Regions from separate parts of the Homo sapiens genome. Here region 1 is linked to region 2. Evidence: read pairs that join two places in POLR2A ChIA-PET (ENCODE). Cell type or tissue: Panc1. All regions are shown on one strand. Links, peaks and the distances in the headings refer to the core of each region. The heading gives the core; the rest is flanking DNA.

Region 1 (4,382 bases), core at 270-4,269, 240 kb after region 2:
TGACTGTGGTCCTGATCAGCTGGTAGCAACGGGAATAGAGAGACGCGGTAGAATTCTTGTAGTTTTGGAGATTTTGGAGGTGTGTTACACAGCATTTAGGGTGATAGCCCCTGTCTTTTCCAGGAGAGGGTGTGTTCTGCCCTTGCCTGGAGCTGGGCACAATCCCATCCACTTGGGGCCTCAGTCACCCTCCAGCCCGACTCCTCCCCTCCCCCGACCACCTCCCCCAGCTTGGGAGTCCTCTGAGCTGCCAGGAAGCCAGGGTGGTTCCTTCGGGCAGGGAACTTTGCATGGCCATGGTGGTTCCTTCGAGAGAGGAACTTTGCATGGTGTCTGAATGGAGCAGGCCTGCGGAAGAGAAACCGCTGACCACAGACCTGCCTGGAAGTCTCGGGCCGCGGAGTTGGGGAGGGCCGGGCCAGAAGGGAGGGGTCGGAGTGGTGGGGAAAAGAGATCACGATGCTTCCGGGGTAGGGTAAGGCCTTTCCAGGGTGGGTTGGAATCTTTGAAGACTGTGGCAGGAATCCCTTGATAGGTGGGGTTAGGATCTCTGAAGGGCAGGGTTGGAATCTTTGGACCGGCGGTATAGACCCCTGGGTATTAAAACTCTTAGGCGGCGGGAGGTTAGATCGCGCAGGAGCAGGAGCGGTATTGGAACCCTGGGGTTTGTGTTCTAAATCTTAGGGCAGGGTTAGAATCCACTGAAGTGAGAGTTCGGATCCTTCCACTGGGCAGATTAGAATCTTTGGGGGCAAGTTGAGTTTAAAAATCCTTCAGAGGTGGGATTAAAAATCCTTTGGCGGGGCGGGGTTAGTATCTTGGGAGCCTTGGAGCGGGTGCTGGGGTTCTTAGACGGGCGGGTTCGAATCCCTAGGAGTGGGATTTGGGATCCTTTGGAGACTGGGGTAGGACGCTGGGCGGTGGGATGGGGAGGTGTTAGGGAAAGTGGAGCGGAAGGGATGGGGGTTCGCATCCTTGGTGGACGCGTTAGAAGCCTCCTATGGATGGTGCTAATATTTTTTTTCTCTTCGTGGAGGGTTTGGGATCCTTCTTGCAGGAGACGGAGGTTATGACCCTCGGGGAGCCGGTTAGGATCCTGGGGTGGCGTCTGAATCTTCGGGGAGGTGTTAGGACACTTGGGGCGGAGTTAGCCTCGCTCAGGGCGCGGCTAAGGCGCCCAGATGGCCTGCGGGCGCCACCACGTCCCTGGTCCCAGCTCGGGAGCACATCAGAGGCTTAGAGGCGAGTGGGAAGGGACTCAGACAGTGCAGGACGAGAAACGCCCGCGGCACCAAAGCCCCTCAGAGCGTCGCCCCCGCCTCTAGTTCTAGAAAGTCAGTTTCCCGGCACTGGCACCCCGGAACCTCAGGGGCTGCCGAGCTGGGGGGGCGCTCAAGCTGCGAGGATCCGGGCTGCCCGCGAGACGAGGAGCGGGCGCCCAGGTGAGTGCCGCGCACAGGGGACCGGGAATACCCGGCCCGCGAGGGGTCCCAGGAGGCGGAGGGAGCCCAGGAGCCTGGGGAGGGCTGGCTACGGGTGCGGCTGGGGGCAGCGAGGGGAGACGGAACGTCGGGGGAGCCGCGGGTAGCCCGGGGGATGAGGGGTCGACAGCGAGTGGAGGGTGCCCTAGGGAGGGGCGGCACTGTTGCGGACTGCTGGATTCCCGGGGAAGGGGACGCTCGGGCCCGTGCAGTGACTTTATCCACCACTTCTCTGGGCCGTCCAGGTTCCCCTTCTTGGGGGGGGGCGGGGATTTTTTTTTTAATTTAAAAAAGAAAAAGAAGGAAGGGATGGGGCTTCACAGAACCCGGGAAGGGGAAGGCCCTTACGGTTCCCGGTGGGGGCCGGGTCACGCCGGGTTGGCAGCCAGCTTGGGGAAGGGGGTAGTTGGGCGGAGGCGTGACGTGCGAGCCACACCCAGGCCGGCTGCAGCTGGTCGGCTCTCTGCCCCTCCTCCCACAACAGGTCTAGGTCAAACCCCCAAACCTCCTGGCCCCAGACCACACTGCATGCATGCCCTGTCTCTTTCCTCCTTGGACGAATTCTCCGCCTCCGAATTCGTTTCCTCATCTGTAAAACGGGGCTATGAAGTCTTTCTTGCAAGGATGCAGGAAATTGGAGTATGCGAGAGGTGGTGCGTGTGAGAGACAGGCTAGTGGGTAGCGGAGGGGGCTTCTAGGGGCAAACTGCCTGTTGGGGCTGGGGTAGAGGATTTGGCCTTTCTTTGCCTCTGTTTTCACAACTGCAGGATGGGGAGAGTAATAGTACCTCCTTCACAGGGTTGTTTAGAGGATTAATTGGGTACTGAAGGGGCCGGGCAGGGTGGCACACGCCTGTAATCTCAGCTTTTTGGGAGGCCGAGGCAGGTGGATCTCTTGAGGTCTAGAGTTTGAGACCAGCCTGGCCAACATGGTGAAACCCCGTCTCTACTAAAAGTACAAAAATTAGCCGGGCGTAGTAGCACACACCTTTAATCCCAGCTACTCGGGAGGCTGAGGCACGAGAATCACTTGAACCTGGGAGGTGGAGGTTGCGGTGAGCCGAGATCGCGCCACTGCACTCCAGCCTGGGCGACAGAGAGAGACTCTGTCTCAAAAAAAAAAAAAAAAAAAAAAAAGTTACTGAAGGAAAGCTTTGAGAATGCTGTCTGACAGTACACAGGCTTAATGTATGTTAACATTGCCCTAGCTAGACATATGGCCCCGTGTTCTCAGACTTTAGCCTACATCAGCATCACCTGGACTGCTTGTGAAAACAGATTGCTGGGCCGAATCCTAGAGTTTCTGATTCAGTAGCTCTGTGCAGGACAATGAGAACTTCCATCCCCGGTGATGCTGCTGCTGCTGATCCAAGGAGGACACTTTGAGAACCACTGGGGTAGCCTATGCCTGGCACAGAGAAAGGCCTCAATGCCTATCAGTTGCCTTATCCCATGGTTTTCTCTTTATGGTCCTTTTTTTTTTAGGGGAGGGGGTGACAGGTTAAAATACAGAAAAGTGAAGATAATAATATATTAGATGTCCCGAGAATCCACCATCCAGAATTAACAAATAATAGCATTTTGTTGTGTTTGTTTTGAGATTTTAAAAAATTAATTTACTAAAAGTAACAGAAAAAATTGAAGTCTCCCCACCTTGTATCACTCTCAGTCCTGTTTCTCTCCCTCCCCAGGGGCAACCGCTGTCATGAGTTACAGTCCTTCCAGGATGTGCCTCTGAAAATGGATTGCATATAAATGTACGCATAAACAACACGTAGGATTGTTTTGTGTGCTTTAAAAATGCTATCTATGCAGTGGTTCATGCCTGTAATCCCAGCTACTCGGGAGGCTGAGGCAGGAGAATCGCTTGAACCCGGGGAAGCAGAAGTCGCAGTGAGCCGAGATCGCGCCATTGCACTCCAGCCTGGACAACAAAAGCGAAACTCCACCTAAAAAAAAAAAAAAAAAAAAAAAAAAAAAAAAAAAAAAAAAAAAAAAAAGCCCGGACGCGGGGGCTCACGCCTGTAATCCCAGCACTTTGGGAGGCTGAGCCGGGCGGATCACGAGGTCAGGAGATCGAGACCATCCTGGCTAACACGGGGAAACCCCGTCTCTACTAAAAATACAAAAAATTAGCCGGGCATGGTGGCGGGCGCCTGTAGTCCCAGCTACTGGGGAGGCTGAGGCAGGAGAATGGCGTGAACCCTGGAGGTGGAGCTTGCAGTGAGCCGAGATCGTGCCACTGCACTCTAGCCTGGGCCACAGAGCGAGACTCCGTCTCAAAACAAAACAAAACAAAAAACTATCTAATTGTGAGACTTTTCTGCAATTCTGACAATGGGGATAGCAGAGGAGCATATTTGCCCCATCTTATCATTAAGTTGTCAAAATCTACCCAGGATGAGAAATAGAAAATAGAGGCCTCATTCATTCCTTCCAGCTGCTGTGGAGTATCCCAGCAGGTAACGACTCTACAGTATTTCTCTTTCCCCTGTGGATAAATACTCAAGTTGTTCCTAGGCGTTCACTACAACGAACAATATTGACAGGAGCATCCTGGATGTGTAGCTTTCGGCCCATGTACAGGTGGTTCTTGAGGAAAACACCAAAAGGCTGGATGGCTCCCCAGAGAGGGCACCTGTCACACTCCCCTTTGTGTGAGAGGAGTACTGTAGCCCAGAAGGGTCACCAGGGACTCTGGGGCAGAGAAGAGAGAAGAATGTTGCTCTGCTGATCTCCCAGCCGTCTCTGGATCAATGGCCTTTCTTTCAGGCCTCATGTTCTCTGCTGTAAGGCACTTCACTTGCCTTACTCACTATGCCTGGCACTTAATAAGTGTTCAAGAAAATGGAAGCATGAACCTTTTGAGGGAACAATAACCAATATTTTCATGTATCTTTAT
Region 2 (4,382 bases), core at 136-4,135:
AAAAAGTTGGAAAATCTAGATGAATAAAGAATAAAAATAATCTCTATTTCTACGCCTGTAAATATGTCCATTTATATCCCTCCAGCCATCTTCTTTGTAAATATTTTGAACAAAAAGGATCCCGCTCTATGGCTGATTTTTATTTAATTTATTTATTGAGACAGGGGCCCACCCTGTCACCCAGGCCATAGTGCAGTGACACAATCATGGCTCACTGCAGCCTCAACCTCCTGGTGTCAAGCAATCCTTCTACCTCAGCCTCCTGAGTAGCTTGGGACCACAGGTGTGCACTGCCACGCCTGGCGAATTTTTAAATTTTTTTGCAGAGATGGGGTCTCACCATGTTGCGCAGGCTGGTCGTGAACTCCTGGGCTCAAGTGATCCTCCAGCCTCGGCCTCTTAACATGCTAGGATTACAGGCATGGTTGATTTTTATAGTCTTTTTTCACCTAAAATGTAATATGCAGTGATTCTATAGCTCTCCCCCAATTTCATCTCTGTGTCCTGAAAGTGACCAGTTTAGTCCTTGTCACAGTAGAGCCCCCAGTAATTAATCTTAGCAATAAAATTCTATAACTGTGGGATGGAACAGTGTGTCAATTGCGTTTTCGGAGAAACCTATGTCCAATTTGCACACAGAACGCCCACAGACCTCTGCTTACTAGCTTGGCTGGAAGGACAGGGTCTGCTGTAAGGACAGCAACCTTACCTAGGGCTTTTCCAGAGGCCTGAGAGGTCCTGCCAAGGCCCTGGGCTCAGGGGTCCAAGGTGGGAGAGGGCGAGAGAAAACAACGTGCTAATGCAGCCTTGAGTGGCTCTCAAACAGGAGCAGAGGGAAGGCTGTGAGGGGAGTTGGCTGCTCTCTTTGGAGTCAGAAAGGTTGTTGCTCAACTCTTTGGATTTTCCATCACAGCTGGGCAGGGAGAGGGTCAGACTGGGCATGACTTCTCCGAACAGGTCCTTTTAAAGCCTCTTGGCTGAACTGATTTCCTCTCCAGAGCCAAGGAAGCAGTGCCTGGGTGAAGTTAACCCCTTCACCCCCAACACATTCTTCCAGAGCTAGGTGAGCCTGGAAGCCTAGGCTCCTGGAAGGCAGAGCTACACAGGGCAAGAGGCCTAAGGAGCCGTGAACTCTGGCTGGAGAAACCTTCCCTCTGGCCTTGTTAAATCCAACAGGCATAATTGCATCCTGCTGACCTTAATTCCCCTGGCGGGTTTAATTGGTCTTGGCATTGCCCCACTTCCTGTCCTGCCCCTGTAGAGGCAAAGAGGGTGTCTGCACAGCTGGTGCAGGGCGGGGAAGCCCCTTCTTGAGGGTGGGCAGGGGCTCTGGCAGCCCCTAGGTGGGTGGAGGAAGTTTCCCCGTGCCCCACCCCTGTGCCTCCAAGGGAGTGCTGAGAAGCTTGGGGACTCCCAGGGAGCAGCTGGCTGGAGCAGGCAGTCCCGTAGATTCGGAACCAGGCCAGACTCTCATCCCAGTGGGAGGCACTGCAGGGGAGCTGGCGGGAACAGATGAACCCTCTACCTGGGGTGTCCACGACATTATCAGGCCCCCACAGTGCTGTAGGTACTGTGCCATTGGGCACTCTTTACATGTGTGCTGGCTAAATGCTCGCAGCCATGCTGTGAGAGGGAGGCAATGGGGCAGAGCAGTTATGAGCAGAGCCTTGGGTTAGATGGGTCCAATCCCAACTCTATGACTTTGCCCTGTGACTCAGTTTTCCTGTCACATCTGTGAAATGGGGATTAAAGAGCTGACATTTATACAGCACTCGCTATGCTCACACTCACTGTTGTAATGCTTTATCTACCTCCTGGGAGGCAGATGCTCTCCTTACGGATGAGGAAACAGGTGAAGACATTGTTCCAAGCTCACAGTTACTGGTCGCAGCGCTTCATTGACAGATCTCCTAATCACTGCATGGTAGGGAGTTGTAAGACTCGAAGGAAGGATACTCATGAAGCTGCTTACCCCAGGGCCTGGTCCATTTTAGAAAGAGTTCAATAAGAGTAATTATTTGGGAATAATAATTATAACAAAAGTAGCACTAATGCCCCTGAAGTTGTCCCAGGCTGGATTTTGGTCTCATTGGGAGGTGGCTCTGGATTTGAATGTGGGTAGTTTGAAGCCATTCACTAGCTGAGTGACTGTGGGGACAAGCCACTTCCCTCTGTGAGCATCAGTTTCCACACCTTTAAAATGGTGTAACATTGGCCCCTACAGTCCCTTCTGAGGATCCAGGGAGCTGGATCTTTGGCATAGTCTGGCCTGGCCGTTGGTGGGCACTCAATAAATGACTGGTATTGATAACCACAATAATAACAAGGAGATGCCAGCAAGGTCCAGCATAGGGAGGTAACAAACTCCAGTCTGGAGCCTTCTGGTTAATCAGTTATTTACTCATCAGACACTGATGGGCAAGTCCACTCTGTGCTGGGGATGTGTTTAGCCCCTGGCCTTCAGGGGGCTCCCAGACAGTGTCAACCAATGGTGGGATCAGCTGGGGCACTGTGGGGAGGCCAGAAGCAGGGGACCCAACATTCCAAATTAAACTAAAACATGCTCTGGGCCAGATAGAGGGCCAGGAGGTCCTAATGATCCGCATTAGGACAGGAAACATTTCAACCTTTTGAATGCTGCAAGATCCACAAAGGGGTTACTCAGCAGGGAGAAGGGGGCAAGGCACAGGCTGGGACATTTTAGGAAGGGAAGAGGGCTTTGGAGTTTGAAGAACGACATTCCAAGCTCAACTCCCTTCCTTGCTGAGTGACTTTGGGCAAGCTACTGATTCCTTTAACTCTCCTCGTCCTCATGCAGAAAATGAGATGAGCGCTCCCCACAGAGTTATCATCAAGATGATGCTTAAAGGCAAGATGGCTAAAACGAATGACAGGTGCTCAGCAAGTGGAAGCTCCCTTTCTGCAGGGGACCTGGGTTCAGAGCTCAGTTCAGCCCCTTCCAAGCTGTGACTTTGAGTAAATTACATAACCTCTCCATGCCTTGGTTTCCCCATCTCTCTAGTACCTACCGCACTGGGTTCTTCTGAAGACCATTTGGGTGGATCAACATGAGAGCATGCAGAGCGAGGCCAGGCACGTGGTCAGTACCGTATAGGCATCAGCTGTTACTTTTGCTTCCTGGAAGAGGCAGACTGTTAACTGGACCTTAAAGAAGAGAAATGGAGGAGAGGAGGACCGGGCCTGGAGAGGAGGGCCAGGCAGAGCAAAAGTAGTCAAGACTGGGGAAAGAGCTCCAACTATGGTTTTTACCAGCTTATACCAAAAACCCTTGACATTTGCTCACAAAACAAAACATCCCACTCATTTTGAATAGTAGCCTGTTCACATAGTTCATGGTTCAAACAGAAAAGTCAAAGTATATACAGTGATGTCTCCTTCCCACCCTTGGGGCCCAGTTCCTTGCTTATCCTACCAAATAAATTCTTATGTGCATAAAGTGAAATATATATTATTCATATATTATTCTCCCTTTTTTTTTTGCACAAATGGATAGCACACTCTACATGCTACTTTGCATCTTGCTTTTTTTATTCCCCCCACTTTGGTGGTCACTTTTTGTCAGTTCATTAACAGCTTCCTCAATCTTTTTTTACAGGTTCCTATTTCCCCACTGCTTAGAGGGGCTGCATTCTCCCTCCTTTCTCTCATCAAGCGTTTTTCCAATGGCTTCCCATTTGACAGAGGAGCCGAGGCCATGGAGTGAAGTGACTGGTTTGCTGCAGTCAGGACCTGAACCTGGATAACCACTCTACAGCTACTTCATTTTATCTTACTTTTTAAAATATAAAGACGGGGTCTTGTTATGTTGCCCAGGCCAGTCTCCAACTCCTGGCCTCGAGTGATCCTCCTGCCTCAGCTTCCCAAAGTGTTGGGATTACAGGTGTGAACCACTGCTTCTGGCCTCTACAGCTACTTCTAATGCACCCAGGTCTGGCCAGTTCTCAAGAGCCCCCTCTGAGAAAGGCTCTGGGTGATGGAAGGCTCCTTGGATCATAGCTGTCCTCATCCTATCTCGAACACCTCAGGCTAGAGTGCCCCTCGGGCCACCCCTGTAGTGGAGCATCCTTGAAAAGACTCTCTGCCAGCCCCCTTCTTCCATGTGGGTCATGGGTGAGAACTGGATGAGCTTGGGGGAGGGGCACAGAGCACTCTCCATCTCCCATGGCTACTCAGGGCAGCCTCCGTGTCCCCAGGAGCCCAAGAAAAGGACAGTTTCAAAAGAAAAAGCTTCCAGGCCTATGGACATGTTGAGAAAGTGCCCCCGAGACAATTTCTTACCCAAAGGTGACGCAAGCAGGTCCAGATGTCGAGGCACAGAGCTAGGCACTAGGGTCAGGGAGATTATCCCTGGGACTTTGTGG

Evidence for each region. Peaks named below come from ENCODE experiments on the same cell type or tissue, not always from the same donor. Only the 100,000 strongest peaks of a DNase experiment are listed, where the experiment ranks them.
Region 1: POLR2A ChIA-PET joins it to region 2 with 12 read pairs; 2 of 35 experiments call an interaction of 5 or more read pairs at or near these places.

What each region holds. Positions count from the first base shown.
Region 1 is chr20:32,051,045-32,055,426 of GRCh38, forward strand. HCK (HCK proto-oncogene, Src family tyrosine kinase) reads left to right here and starts at 1,198. Exons shown (of 13, transcript NM_002110.5): 1 at 1,198-1,442. The coding sequence starts at 1,381. RefSeq lists silencers at 1,558-1,617, 2,671-2,870. In Panc1, for the core only: no CTCF peak of the experiment used is centred there; no DNase peak of the experiment used is centred there; H3K4me3 peaks cover 1,273 bases; H3K27me3 peaks cover 1,021 bases.
Region 2 is chr20:31,814,576-31,818,957 of GRCh38, forward strand. No RefSeq gene overlaps it. Among named protein-coding and RNA genes, the nearest start is that of MYLK2, 2.6 kb to the right of the region's middle. RefSeq lists an enhancer at 1,109-1,911. In Panc1, for the core only: no CTCF peak of the experiment used is centred there; no DNase peak of the experiment used is centred there; H3K27ac peaks cover 2,175 bases.